Linked DNA regions of Homo sapiens: region 1 is linked to region 2. The links are chromatin loops, found by intact Hi-C in ENCODE. Cell type or tissue: Caco-2. All regions are shown on one strand. Links, peaks and the distances in the headings refer to the core of each region. The heading gives the core; the rest is flanking DNA.

Region 1 (7,890 bases), core at 1,933-5,932, 440 kb before region 2:
TGTTACTTTTAAAAGAAAATTAAAGTATAAATTATTATTCTTAAATATATGTCATTTCCTGCAGAGTTAAGTAAGCTCTTTTTATTATATTTTCTTCTCAACAGCCCTAAGTATCATGCCTATTGAATGATGGTATTCCTGGCATAAATTCAAAAGAAATTTTCCTTACATTTATTTGTCTAAGTCACGATACATGTTGACTTGTTTTATATTGAAAGTAGGTCTTTGCTATACAGTTTGTGATTTTATCTGAATTTTCTTACTGATGTTGTTTTATATTGAGAGAATAAATAGGTTCTTTTCCTATTATTCAAATATTATTTACCTTTTCTCTATTCTAGATATTGCTTGAAACCATTCTTTTCTATTGACATCATTCATTTTATTTTTCAGTATGGAAGATTTGCTTCATGTTATATCCATGTATCTGCCCCCTGGAATTTCCAATTGCTGTGTATATACATGTGTAGATGTATGTGTACATATATGCATACATGTCTTATTTTCTCATACTCTCTCTTTATTATATCTCATATATTTTTTCCAAATTGACTCCCATACTACCCCAGTCTATGGCATCCTTACTACCTGATATGGTTTGGCTGTGTCCCCCACCCAAATCTCATCTTGAATTGAGACTCCACAATTCCCACATGTCATGGGAGGAACACAGTGGGAAGTGATTGAATTATGGGGGCCAGTCTTTCCTGTGCTGTTCTTATGATAGTGAAAGAGTCTCACAAGATCTGATGGTTTTAAAAAGAGGAGTTCTTTTTGCCTGCACAAGCTCTTTTTGCCTGCCGCCTTCCATGTAAGATGTGACTTGCTCCTCCTTGCTTTCTGCCATGATTGTGAGGCTTCCCCAGCCATGTAAAACTGAAGTCCAATTAAACTTCTTTCTTTTGTAAATTGTCCAGACTTGGGTGTGTCTTTATCAACAAGCATGAAAGCAGACTAATATGCTACTCTATTTCCCCTTTAAAAGCAAAGCAAAACAAACAAACAAAACCCACTTCTCACCTGGAATATTTAATTTTTTTGCTTTAATCTGTGCAGAATTCTTATCAGGTTCCTGCAAACCCTCATTGCTTCCTTCGTTGGAGACTTGTTTCCTTTACCCTTTACCTTACCTTGCTTCATTTGATCCCTCAGTTATCTATGTATACTCACTTTAATATATTTTAATATATTTTTAATAATAGGTATTCAAAGCAAAATTTCTAAATCCCTTCAGCTCTGAAAATGTATGTTTAATCAGTCTGTTCTCACTACTTGGTACATAATTTGGTAGGAGAAAGAATTTGAAGTGAAAAAGCATATCTCTTTCAGTATTTGAAAACCAATCACCACTGTCCTCTAGGATTTAGTAATATTAATGAGAAATCTAATACAGTAAGTCTTCACTTAATATGATTGATAGGTTCTTGGAAACTTTGACTTTAAATGTAATGTTATATAAGGACACCAGTTTTACCACAGGCTAATTGACATAAACAAGAGTTAACCTCATACGGCATATTTCTGGTCACAAAAACATCACCAAAACACTTTCTCAATAAAAAGTCAGAAGTACTTTTAATATTAAACATTCAAATAAATGTGAGCTCTACATTCATTTAAGAGAAATTAATAGAAACTAGTAAGATAATTATGTACCAAATTTTTTGGTGAATCAGTGAGTGATGGCAGTCATAGAAGTGTGGGGGTAAAACAAGGAATATGTTTGGAAAGTGATCATTGCTCAGAGCAGCTTCTACCACTGTACAGTTCAAAAACAAACAATCCCAACTATCCAAGCCCTTTCAGACCACATATATTTATGTATTTATTTAGACAAATATATGCTTGTTAATAAACAAATAACATTCTAGAGATGGATGCATGCAAAGATTTAAAACTTTGAGAGAATACAGCACACCAGGGAGACTAATTCTATGACTATTGGAAGGATAATACCAAGAGTTTGGAGTATGCTCCCTACCCAGATTTCCCATAAACCAAGTGACCTAAAATCAAGTAGATCAAAGAATAAGCTAGATAAAGAGTTTACCCACTTAAAGCAGTTTCTTTGTTGCTTCCCTACAACTGAATCTATATAATCTTCATTTGATGTATTTCTCCACAGGCCACAAGGGCGAGCAGCTGCACAGATATTTCTCTGTTTAGCCAATTCTATTACTTAGTATAACTTTCACAAGAAAATTTAAAGTCTGCTGTGTAACTAAAGCCTTTACATTAGAATCTGCTATAAAGCTTATCATGAGGAATACCTTTCTAATCATTGCTTATTTTACTCCAAACCATGGAAAAAGGACCTAACAAATGATGCCCTTCTAAAAAAGTGAAGGCCTCCTGGCAATATTCTCTTTAACCCATGATGCAGACCACATCATTTATTGTCAGGAATTTGTATGATTATTGCCTACAAATTTTTGTTTTATAATAATTGGAATTTATTCATTCACACATTTCTAATTTGCTTATTTCATTTTAGGGTTGCAGGTGGTTGGAGGCAATCCAGGTAGCTCAGAGCACTGGGTGGGAACCAGCCTGGACAGAAATAATGTAAATACACCAACTCGCCTAATAGGCACAACTTTGAGATGTGGGAGGAAACCAAACACCCAGAGAAAACCCACACAGACATAAGATAATGTGCCAACTCCACAGAGGCAGTGGCCCCAGCCAGAAATAATTTTCTTTTCTCATCAAAGTTATAACAAAACTACTTTATTTGACAACCTGCTGTATCATTAAATTATTGCAACTTTGTAGATTACCTATTTTCTCTATAAAACCCAAAACTTCTACAGATTTATTTGTTGTTCTGGTTACTCATAATGATTTTTATAGGTATCAGTATAGGTTATTATATTTACTCCGTTTGGCAATTCTAATATAAAGACTGCTTTTTTATGATCTTTTAAAAAATTTCTTTTGAAAAATGTTTCCATTTTTTGGTTTTTCATTTTTACTTTGAAAAATCTGTTCTTGTCAACATATTGAACCAATGGTGGAGTCTGCATCTTATATTCATTTTGGCACATAGTAAGGACTTGATATTTTGAATCGATACCTTCATCTTTTTGTCATTTTATGAGCAATTTCTTTGATGTAATTTAGCCCTTCTATTGATTTTTTAAAAATTTTTCTGATGAGCAAAGAAAATCTAGCAACTTCATTTTTTAAAATAATTGATTTAATCCTCAGAAACTCTTAGGAATAGATAAGGAGGGGAATCAACGGTGTAGGATGCAAAACAAATGCTCAGTTTTAGGACAGCTACCTTTAAATGTTCAGTTACTTTAATGGTTAATTCTATTATTGGCTGATTCTATTTCTTTCTCTTTCTCATTCTCTTTTTCTTTCTCTTTCTCTTAGCCCAGATGGTGTGTGAGCACAGGGTTGTGTAGGAAATAAGCTTGAATGATCTCATACCAGCCATGAGAAGAGTCTGTAGAGCAGCATGTGTGCTCTGGCCCCGCATTGTTTTCCACTGTGGTAGGGGTGGGGATAGATATTATTAGTCTGTTCCCCACAGATGGGATTTGGCTACAATATTTGTGGCTGATGACCTCCTGGTTTCTTATTCTAGTATGGCCAGAGCCTACCTAGATCCCACCAACTATCTTATTTTTACACCATGCTGTGTGTGCTCTCCTGTGGGATGACGGTGCTTCCTAAGATGTCTCTATATTGCTGCTGTAATGAAGTACCTCAAACTTACTGGCTTACTACAATAAAAAATTATGATTTTACAAATCTCGGGTTCTAAAGCAAAGTTCAAACTTAAAAGTGTTGGGTGGGCTAAGTCTCTTCTGGGGGCTCTACAGGAGAACTGGTTCCCTTCCCTTTTCCAGTTAAAAGTTCCTTGCATTCTTTGATTTGTGGCCAGCAGGAGTGTATTATCTCTCTCTCTCTCCGCCCTGTTTCTGTTGTCTTACTTTTTTTTCTGACTCTCACTTACCCTTTTCTAATCAAGACTCATGTGATTACATTGGCCTCCAACTAGATAATGCAGGATAATTTCCATGCCTCAGGAACCTTAACTTAATCACAGCCCCGAATTCCCTTTGCCGTGCCGTGTGGTACGTACTCACAGATTCCAGGCAATAGGTATCCTTGGAGAAAGTTGGGGAGGACATTTTCTATTTACCATTTTTTAAAATAGATGGTCTTTGAGCTACTGGTAACCTTGCCCCACCAATAATGACTACTTCATCAGTTTTACCAGGCAAAATTAGCAGTCACATGTCATATACTTCTATGGGGCACTGGAAACTGAAGCCATAAGCTTGGAAGGCTCACTTTCTGTCCTGTTATCATTTCGTATCATATTCATCTTGTTCCATTTACTCAATGATTGTATGTATCATCTCTTGGAGAAATCTACTCTGAGTATCTAAACTGGGATCATGAATCAGACACAATATTATTTCTTTTTAAATTACTTTATATTTTTAGAGACATGGTTTTGTTCTGCCACCTAGGCTGAAGTGCAGTGGTGTAACCACATCTCACTGCAAATTCGAGCTTCTGGGCTCAAGCGATCCTCCTACCTCAGCCTCCCAGGTAGCTAGGACCATAGGCCACCAAACCAGACTAATTTTTTAAATTTCTCTTTTGTAGAGACGGGATCTTGCTACGTTGCTCAGGCTGGTCTGGAAGTCCTGGCCTCAAGCCATCCTCCTGCCTTGGCCTTCCAAAGTGCTGGCATAGCAGGCATGAGCCACCACACCCAGCCCACAATTTGATTTTGATTGTTCCTTCACTACATCTAGAAGCCTGTTTCTTCCTAATCTAGGTGAAGGAATTATACAAGAAAAAATGCATGTTTCTAACAACTTGATTCTAGTTGCTTCCCACCCCAAAACCCAGGCTATTCCTTTCCTTATTTTTGTTTCATTTTCTCAAGATGGCCTTCTTTTATATAGTAACTTCTTTTGCCAGTGAGTTTGTGATCAGCTTTTTGGGTGCATATCACTTGGTATTTTATAACCTCTCCTTTAAAGGACCTCAAATATTAATCCTGAGTTAATTGCTATTAATGTTTGTATGTATTTGCCAAAATTTCAAGATCAATTCTTATTGTGTGTTACCCACACTGTGGAAATATCACAGCACTGGCAATTGCATGATTTGTGTTTAGAGTCTAGTTTCAAATGTGTTATCTGACATTGGGAAAATCAATACACTTTCAGGGCTTTGTTTTCCTTTGGTATCAAATGAGGTTATCTAACTAAATATTATTTGAGATGCAAAGTTTTGATTTTCTGATCCTGAGAAATCCACTATATGTTTATTTGTAGCTAGATGTATGGAACTACTCATATTAGGAAGACATTGTGAGTAACCTTGGGGTATGTCAATGAGAACCAGAGCTGGACACTAAAGTGATACTGATAGATTTTTTAGAAACTATTGCAATAGGAGAAAATAGACTTCAGTATTTAACTGAGTTCAATCTCAAGTATAGCAAGGGCAAATAGGAATTTATAGCCAAGGGGAGGGAGGCAATGGGTAGAAAATTACTAAGAGGAAATATTAAGGGGATTCTTGCTAAACTGACTGAAGCAGGATTCTTGCTACAACTGGGCTGTGCAGGCTTAAAGTCAAGGGCCAAGGACAAGACCTAGTCCAAGAAATGGCTCAGAGGAGCCCGTGGAAAGTTCAGTCACGGAATCTTACTAACAACCCCCACAAATGCTGTGCCTGGGAGAGAATGAAACAATGTGTTGGTAAAAAGTTATATTAGGAATCAAATATAAATATGTAGCACTACAATGTTTCTCAAATTGTCTTGGTTACAAACAGCAGAAAAGCTTAATAAATATGAGTGCCTTGGCCTGCTGTGAGAAATTAGCTTACGGCTGGGATTGAGAACTATTAATATTTGTGTAGATTATCACCAACATATTTTTAGCTTGTTTTAAATTACTTTACCCTCTTGCTTACAATGGCAACATATGTTTTTCTTTGTTGGGGGAGGGTAGAGAACATTAAAATAATATAAAAAACAGAATATATAATTATCATTACCTTAACCTTATATCCCAATCCAGAAAATATTGCCCTTAGGGAATTCTATTGATGAAGAGCATGTTTGAAAGAGAAATTGCCAAGAGCATATAAAACAGTAACAACATAGGCGTTATACCCATAAATAAAAGGAAGTTCCATATTTTTTGCTAATCTTGAGTTCTAAGTTGCTTAATAGGTTCATTGTGGAAACTTGAAATTAAAGTTTTAAAAAGCATGTGATGATTATTTTATGTGTCTCTATCAATTATAGTTTAAATTATGACATCTTTGTGCATGGAAATAGTGTCCCTACCTTCTATGGATCATTGAACAGGTTCCAGAAATGAACATAAAGATGTTTCTTATTCAATTGCTTGGAAAAAAACTATCTGCATTGTCACGGTATACATTTTTTTTTTTTTTTTGGGACGGAGTCTTGCTCTGCCGCCCAGGCTGGAGTGCAGTGGGGCGATCTCGCCTCACTGCAAGCTCCGCCTCCTGGGTTCACACCATTTTCCTGCCTTAGCCTCCAAGGAGCTGGGACTACAGGCGCCCTCCACCACACACAGCTAATTTTTTGTATTTTTAGTACAGACGGGGTTTCACCGTATTAGTCAAGATGGTCTCGATCTCCTAACCTCGTGATCCGCCCGCCTCGGCCTCCCAGTGCTGGAATTACAGGCATGAGCCACCCCACCCGGCCGTCACATGGTATACTTCTAATGTGCTTAGAGCTAACTTTGGAATGTGATAATTCTTCCTAAGACTTAACTATAATAGAAGTACATACATGTAGTACCTAATGTCATCACAAAAGCTTAAAAAGAAACAATTCATACCATTAATTTTGAGCTATAATTTTAGTGAGAACTAATGTATTAATTGATTCCTAAAATTGCATATTTTATACTTGACTATTAATGATGTATTATTTATATTTAGATATTCTGAATTACAAATTAAAAGCATGATTTGCTAGCATTTTTTACAATATTGTGTTGTGTGAGTGTAATAAGCTATGACATGCTTGTGTGATGTAGATCCAGTTTCATGTCAATTATATGAAAAGTAAAGCTGTTTACAAGCCAAATGATCTCCTTTGAGTTCAAGCTCTCAGACTGTGAATACCACGGGTGGTTTCTTGGCATGCAGATTTCTTCCACCTGTTCTTAGATGAAACATAAATGTGAACCATAGGAGATGTGATTTTCAGTGCTAAATAGAAACCATTTACTTTATAACTTTGCAATGGAAAACTACCAGTATGGCCAATTAGGTGTTGAATACTTTAAATATTTTTCTCTACCAATATGAGATTTTTGCCTAGAAAATGTCTTCGCCAAAACAAACAAGAAAACAAATCGGTTGTTTAATTTACACAATCAAGTTAGACAAATATGATAGAAAAAACTGAGGCAATAATATAGAAAATTCAGGTTAAATAAAATTCTATTGGGTATAGTGTTTAATCTTGTTGAGTTTTCTTAAAGTTTAATTGGAATGATTGGAATCGTTGGATATGCATTTCAGTTAATCTATAGAAGCAGGTTTAAGGAAATAGTGAAGTAGATCCATAGTAGCCTGAAGAAGTTCCTTTACCTTTCTCTTATATATTATTTATAAGTAAAGATAATAATAAGAAGTGGTAGGATGAATTCTATGCCATCTTAAATTGCTAATGTAAAAATCAGAACATTCAGTGCTGAGTGCTTTGAACTGTTCTCATTCCTTTCCTAAGTGTATGAGAGAATTGCCTTGTTGGTAAAATCGCTTGGACCAAGTGTACCTGACTCAATTGGACTCAGAACTGGTAAGCAGATTAATATCAAAAGTAATACTTTTCACTGGGAAAAGAAACTAAAAATAAAA
Region 2 (7,890 bases), core at 1,716-5,715:
AATCTCTTCCTAATTTAAATGCTTGTTTTGGAGGAAATTGTTTACTTCCCCTCTTTTTTCACCCTCTTTTTTCCAGTTATGTAGCCATCTTATGTAATTCATTTATTTAGGATTAAGCTTTCAAACTAAGATGCGCTATTTTGAGGCATTTTTTTTCAAAGAGCTACTCTAAAATCCTATCATTTAAAGACAACTATTGTTACCAAGCATATACTTTCTCTTCCTGTTTTATCCCCAGTTCTACAGAAAAAAATAGTCTAATATCAAAATGAATTTGTACTTAGGATTCCAAACACTTAAAAAATGTTTAGCAGACACAATAGTTGAGAAAAAAATAGTATTGTTACTAACCATATATGTTTTACCAAGAAGTAATTGTTAGTTGGATCACTATCACCAATATTAAAAATATTAGAAGAACCTAATCCCAGTATATTAAAAACAGATTTCTTGAATTTGCAAATTTATTTAGAATTACATAAAGGGTTGCTTCTATTTAAAATTAAGAAAGTAGATAAATCATTTATCACAGAGGTGCTTACTTTATCCACGTATAAACCAAAATCACCCTGACATGCTCTCTGCATTCAAGAGGTTAATTGTTTTGGAGATATGGGCTTAAGTGAGACATAAGCAGGAGTTGAAATGAACTTTAGAAGTTCACGTTGCAAGTACTCCAACAAGTGTATAATTCAATCTGCCTTACCTCAACTTCAAAGAAATGTTTATACCTCAACACCCTATTCAACCCATAGACCTTCATAATGTGAAGACACTGGCAATGTGAAATATTTTCAAATTCAGGTTACCTTTTAGTCATTAAGTCCCAAATTAAATAAGCCCTTATTCTCATTTTAAGTCTGTTACAGTGAGTATATAATGTTAAATTGCTTGACCATGGGAGTCAATAACAATTCAATATTACGATAATGAATAGAATCTATTTTGTTAATTGCTTAAGACACAACTAGTGGTCATGTGCCTTTAGGAAATATAGTAACTGCTTAATATTATTTTATAATATATTATCAATAATGTATTAAATGATAATCGTCTGATTGACTTATGAGCTCTGGAAATACTATAATCAATAACTTTACGTACATAGGGAAAATAAACTGACAAATTAAAGAAATATCCTTCCTTTAAATGTCCCCTTACCTTCTCTTAAAGAGTAATTTAAGAGAAGAAAGGAAATTTTTGAATATTAGCTCACATTAATTCCATGAAATAGCTCATTTCCATTTGTGAAAATACAGAAAAGTTCCTTCTTATAACAATTTGTTATTCACAACCTTTGCAGTAATTACACTAGAAAAATGATGGAAGAGTGTGATTAATGATAAATGAACTTCTATTATCTGCCAGTTACTTTATATATGCACCAGAGTCAATGCTTAACACAACTGCTGGAAGTAAGAACTGCTAAATTTGTTTTCCTGTGATGAAATGGAAATTCATAAGGATTATAATATTTCATTGAATTGAAAACCAATCCTATTCATTGAAAGACACGTATCACCTTACTGCCAGGAGAAACAGAAAATGCTGCCAAACATGACTGTAAGACTTATCTGTAGACTGGTACTGACTCAAAAATGTTATTCTGGTAGGATTTAGGTGGGTAAATGATACCGGTAGGATGGGTTGGGTGGCCCATGGAGTAATGCCAGGTAGTAAAGCACCTGTTTAAGGCAAAGAAGTTGGTGAGCTGAGGCCGGGCGCGGTGGCTCACGCCTGTAATCCCAGCACTTTGGGAGGCCGAGGCGGGCGGATCACGAGGTCAGGAGATCGAGACCATCCCGGCTAAAACGGTGAAACCCCGTCTCTACTAAAAATACAAAAAAATTAGCCGGGCGTAGTGGCGGGCGCCTGTAGTCCCAGCTACTTGGGAGGCTGAGGCAGGAGAATGGCGTGAACCCGGGAGGCGGAGCTTGCAGTGAGCCGAGATCCCGCCACTGCACTCCAGCCTGGGCAACAGAGCGAGACTCTGTCTCAAAAAAAAAAAAAAAAAAAAAAAAAAAAAAGAAGTTGGTGAGCTGAATCTATTCCCAGGCCTCTCTGACTCCAAAGCCCTGATTCTTACATTGAACCTCACGGCCTCAGCTATCTTCACAAAACAGGATGCATTTGACATTTTCCTATATGAGAACTCATCTTTTCCTTGATGGCACCAGCAGTCTTTGTAACCTTCATGTGGAGGAAATCAAAGTGCATGGCAGTGTATTAATCAGAAAAATGGATTGTGCTTGCCTCCTCCTGCCAATCACTTGACAAGGAAAAACAGATAGCAAAGATTAAATCACAGCTTGCTCAAATGCTCCACACTTGAAATAAATACATTTCAGCTTTCACGAAAGTCCATTATGCACTGTTTGGCTTTGATTAGCAGGGGGCATTTCATAAAACATGAAAGAAAGGTACAGCTGGGGAAGAAAGAAGAAATGCGTGAGCATGTATAGTCACTGTTTAGTTAAACAGCTGATTCACCCCAGTCAAAGAAAACAGCAAAGGCTCTGACAATTACGAATGTCCTTGGCAAAAGGATGAATTTACCTGCCTGTAAACGAGACATCGCTTGAAAAGGCAGTGTCTGCAGCAAACAGAACACCAGCAGAGCATGACTTTAAAGAACAATCCGTATTTGCTCTTACACAGGAGAGATCCACAATTGCAACTTGATTGTAATCCTCACCTGGGAAATCTGAAATCACCACCTGTTTTCTTTGGATGCTTGTGTGACACACTCCAGTTGCTTTCTACAGAATTTAGAACATTCATTTACTCCAGTGGATACACTTGGAGCTTTACTCAATTCGATTCATTTTCATTAAACAACTGACTCACCAGACTCATTAGACCTATGCAATTCACTATGTTTCATAGTCACATCTTTACTTCTAAATATATGGTACAAACATTGCTTCTAGCTAAAGGTATATTTTCATATAAATGCTGTAATTGTTTGCCCTTCGTTAAAAAAGCCAAGATATTAAATGTAAGAAATAGTCTAATAGTTTGTTACTACGCAGTCAGTTGTCTTAAGAATACTGGAGAAACAGAACAAGTGAAATAACATCAACCACTCCAAATTCTAATTTACTTCATATGAGCTCTTCTACATTAAATTCCAAACATGTTAATAGAAACTTTATTTTTTCTATTCAATATTCTAAAATATATTGTAAGAATTAAAGTAATTTTAATAGACAAAACCTAATAATGTAGACTTATGATTATCTGCAATGTAAAATAGCCTATTCTACTTTTAGCATTTCATCTCTTGAAATTATATGAATCATCATCTGCTACTTAGCCCAGTAAGATAAATGAGAGTATGAACTGCATTGCAGTGCCAGTAAAGACAAGGAGATCCACAAGACTAGGTATATTGTTAGTTATCTGAGCAAACAAGTTAGCTAGAAAGAAAAAAAAAAAAAGCCTAGTAACTTACTTCAATAATATAGGCAAAGTCTATCAGAGCCCTCATGCTTCTGAGGGTTTAATATAGCAGTATGCAGCACTTATAATCATATAAAATAGCTAAACTACACTTTTTCTAAATCGAGAACACTATTTTCAGAAATGTAATTTAAATTATGAAATTCAATGTTTAAAAAATGTGTAAAGTGTCTCTAGAATTATATATTTATAAAATGAACACCAAACATAGCAATAAGCCAAAGGTACAAATGTTCAACCTATTAAAAAAAAAAAAGTTTTATCTTGAGTTTGATACAATCAAGTATATTTAACCATTTTAATCTATCAGAGAATAAAGATTGATTATGGTTAAGTAAGGCCTTTGTCAGCTCATACTATTGGGGAAGTTTTAGGATACTATGATTATTGTACAAAGGCCTAAAAAAATCAACTTTAAATTTTGCTGAGTGATACTGCCATCTACTGGTTTAATTTGTTGCAATATTATAATGGCTGACATCTGAAGTATTGGGTTTTCCAGGTACCCCTGACAGACGTAGATATTCCTGAAGGTAGATTAGGTCATTTAAGCTAAGAAATAAATAGAATTCGACACTGTTATGAATTATGATTTTTAAAGATTATACAGAATAAAGGGAAATGCTTTAAGTAGGCAAAATCATTTTAGAGCTTTCACTAAATTGCTTAAATTACGCTGTATATCACAGATCTCAATGTTTAAGCAATGTTCTGCATATTTGGCTTACTGAATGTAATTTGTGCTGCAAAATTCAACAAAACTTCAACAAAAACTTGGTATTTAAGACAGACAATAGAAAAAATAGAAAATGGTTCTTGGCTTGAAGTTTGCAAATTGAACAAATATATACACAAAAGAAAATTTAGCTAAAGGTGTTTCTTCAGATGCACATTTTAAGTGAAAAATGAAGGTATGGCTTTGGAGTAGAAGGGGATTTGTAAGAAGGCTTGCATTTGAAAAAGAACAGACAAATAAAATGTGAGGAAACCACAGCTTGAGGAAGGATTTTAAAAAGTGAAAATAACAGGAGAAGGAGATTTTTCTGTTTTAGCTTTTGCACAGTAACCACAAATGTATCCTTAATCCTGAGTAATGCAATTCTTAATTCCTACAGTACTCAAAGTTAATATGCATACTGAGTACGGGAAAATTTGTGTTCATTCTTAACATGCTTAACATAGTAAAATGTCTAGTTTGGTCAGTGACATTGACAAAGCTTGACTTGCATCGATCTGACTCTGCGAAACTACCCAAATAAAACACATTCTGTTAGTAAAAGGGGAAAAGAGATTGTTTGCTATACAATCATTGAGTTTTGGTGAGTTTATGAAACTCTGCTTCCTTGTACTCCTTGTTAAATTTGATGCTTTGAGATGTAAATTATACTGGAATATCTATTAAAGAGTAATATATATTATTATTCCTCCCAACTTGTACAAATCTATCTCAAAGATTTAAGTTTTTTAACCTGATGCTACTGCTCTAGGAACTTCCCAGGATGCCCCTAGGGGAGGGAGTAGCAGGCAGCAGTGGAACAGCTCCCAACCCAACTCAATGAAAGTGGAAGTCTTTGATTTGATATGTGTATGAGTGTACACATATATATGCATACTCACATGCACTCACATACATGCACACATAATTTGCTCTATACACCTGATTTTCTTTGAAGAAGTGCTCTGCTGCTAAAGATAATTTTGAAAAAAGATCAATTTAAAAATTGGAAATATGAAAACCAGGATTTGAATAGAGAGAGGAAAAAAATTGGGAAGAACAGCTTGAGTAGAAGTAGGAAAAGGGAAAAGTAGAAGGAGGGCATGGGATATTGTTTTACCTTTTTTGCAAGCAATGTATTAAATTATTCATTGGCTCAATTTATATTGATAAATTTATAAATTATATTTCAAAATAAAATTTATGCCATGCTATGCCCTTGCAATTCTTTTACTGGGTATAAATACCAAAGCCATGATCAATATGACCATTAAGGAGCATATTCAAGGGTAGGCAGTGTATAGTTGTTTATTTGCTAGGGAGTTGAGGCAACCTGTGTGTCTGTCCTTGAGTGAGCTTATAGAAAGTGGTGGATGGATATCATAGAATACTATGCAGAAGATACAGAAATGCTGATGGTTTTGGAAAATGTAGTTGAAATGACAATGTAATCTATAAAATAGCATTATGTATTCAAACTTAAAATAAGCATGCACAATAATACATTTTCTACAGAAATATGTAAATATAAGGATTTGCACAAAATGGTGAAAATGGAGATAAAAGGAAAAAATCAAACAAGCATATAAACAAATTGATAAATAATAAAAAGCCTTAGGCTGATGGAAATAATGTGTATGTTTGAGGAGTATGATTAACTTAAGCTTTTTCACCTGAGGCTTAACTAGGAAAAGAAGAAAGACTAGAATTTTAGCCTTCAATAGGGCAAATGAAATAGAACTTGAACAGCTGTGGAACTTGAGATAAACCTTAGGTTGCTGCTGTTTTTCTTTCTAGAATGGGAAATATTTGGGTCTCAAATTTCCTCATGACTTTCTATACGAATTGAACTTTTCTATTCACACATAAAGCCAGATCTTTTCTAATTCAAATTTTCTTTTCATTTTAATTCTATACCTCCTGTTTCATTGCATATATCATGAAAGAACAATTTGCACACACAAAAAAATTACTTTGAACTGGGAAAAGTGACAAAAGCAGTTTCCTGAATGAGGCAGCATCACATTTGGGAATTCAACATAGTCTTGTTTCTTCTAGTGTCACACATTTATCATGAGCATAAAGAAAATATTTCATCCATTCATCTATAGTTTTTATAATTTCACACGGAAAAAAGGGTTAAGCAGAAAAGTATTCCAACTACAATTGCATTCAGGACATGAAAATATTTTGTTTTTATGTATACTATACTAGCAACAAATAAAATAAACAGGACTTCAGGAATATGGTATATTTGTCTCTGTCCCTGTAGCTGGCAAACCACAAATTTTCAGACATAGAAAATCAAGTCTTCAGTTTTACCTTCTCATTATTAAAAGTGAGACTATTGGACAGGCATGGTGGCTCATGCCTGTAATCCCAGCACTTTGGGAGGCTGAGGCCCACGGACCACTTGATGCCAGGAATCCGAGAGCGGCCTGGCCAGCATAATGAAACCTCATCTCTATTAAAAATACAAAAAGTTAGCTGGGCATGGTAGTGTACCCCTGTAATCCCAGCTACTTAGGAGGCTGAGGCATGAGAATCGCTTGAACCGGGAGGCAGAGGTTGCAGTGAACCAAGATAGTGCCACTGCACTCCAGCCTGGGGGATAGAGCATGACTCTGTTAAAAAAAAAAGAAGGAAGGAAGGAAGGAAGGAAGGAAAGAAAGAAAGAAAGAAAGAAAGAAAGAAAGAAAGAAAGAAAGAAAGAAAGAAAGAAAGAAAAAAAGAAAGAAAGAAAGAAAGAAAGAAAGAGAAAGAAAGAGAGAAAGAAAAGAAAGAAAGAGAAAGAAAGAGAGAAAGAAAGAGAGAAAGAAAGAAAGAAAGAAAGAAAGAAAGAAAGAAAGAAAGAAAGAAAGAAAAAGAAAGAAAGAAAAAAAGAAGTAAGGCTATCATTCTCAGCATAGCTCTTATTCAGTGAAAGGGGAAAAAATCAAATTTAAAACAAAAATATGACCACATTAAACTAACCAGTTACTGGCTCAACATAATAGCTTCTTGGAGGTAGAATTTTGGAATAAGCAATTGTAAGATAATTTTTTTCAGAGTTAGAGATATTGCTGTGCTCTATAAATAAATTAGTTAACTAGTATGGGAAATTTTCAACATTGAGATATTATTGTTAAAAATTGCCAACCAAGAAGATCAGTATTCCTAATGCTGTATTTTATATTTTAGAGACAACACTCTGCTTATCTAAGGAGAAAATAATAAACGTATTTACAGCACAATTTTATTTTAGGAGTAGCTGTTTTTCTGAAATTAGTCATCTTTTGTGCTGGCTTTATGAAGGCCAGACTGCGGTTGTAGTTAATAATCGGGAATAAAAATAACGCTTCTTCTCCACTGACCTGAGGAGTATTCACACGAAGCCAATTTTTTACACTCATTCCTCTCTTCGATAAAGTTACACAGCATAATGAGAAAGAAGAATGACAAAGGACAGAGCTATACCTATCTTAAAAACATTTGGTAGAAAGTACTACATTTGCTGTTCTGTCATGAGTAAGGTATGATGGCACTGTATGCAAACTAGTATCAACTCTTATTTTCAACGTGTTTAACATGTAGTACCTCATTGTGACTTCACAAAAACTATAGGAGATAGAAAGGAGACATTTCAAATTTTCATTGTATAGATATGGAAACTAATTTCAATAATTTGTGACTTTCTCAGTATTTCAAGAAATAAATCCTAAAATTAAAATTCA

Evidence for each region. Hi-C counts contacts between places; a loop is a spot of excess contacts. Peaks named below come from ENCODE experiments on the same cell type or tissue, not always from the same donor. Only the 100,000 strongest peaks of a DNase experiment are listed, where the experiment ranks them.
Region 1: a loop joins it to region 2, with 22 times the contacts of the local background. A loop is called at or near these places in 6 of 110 quality-filtered maps.

Annotation. Positions count from the first base shown.
Region 1 is chr13:81,605,076-81,612,965 of GRCh38, reverse strand. No RefSeq gene overlaps it. Among named protein-coding and RNA genes, the nearest start is that of LINC00564, 380 kb to the right of the region's middle. In Caco-2, for the core only: no CTCF peak of the experiment used is centred there; no DNase peak of the experiment used is centred there.
Region 2 is chr13:81,167,255-81,175,144 of GRCh38, reverse strand. No RefSeq gene overlaps it. Among named protein-coding and RNA genes, the nearest start is that of LINC00564, 56 kb to the left of the region's middle. In Caco-2, for the core only: a CTCF peak has its summit at 3,885 (motif pointing left); no DNase peak of the experiment used is centred there.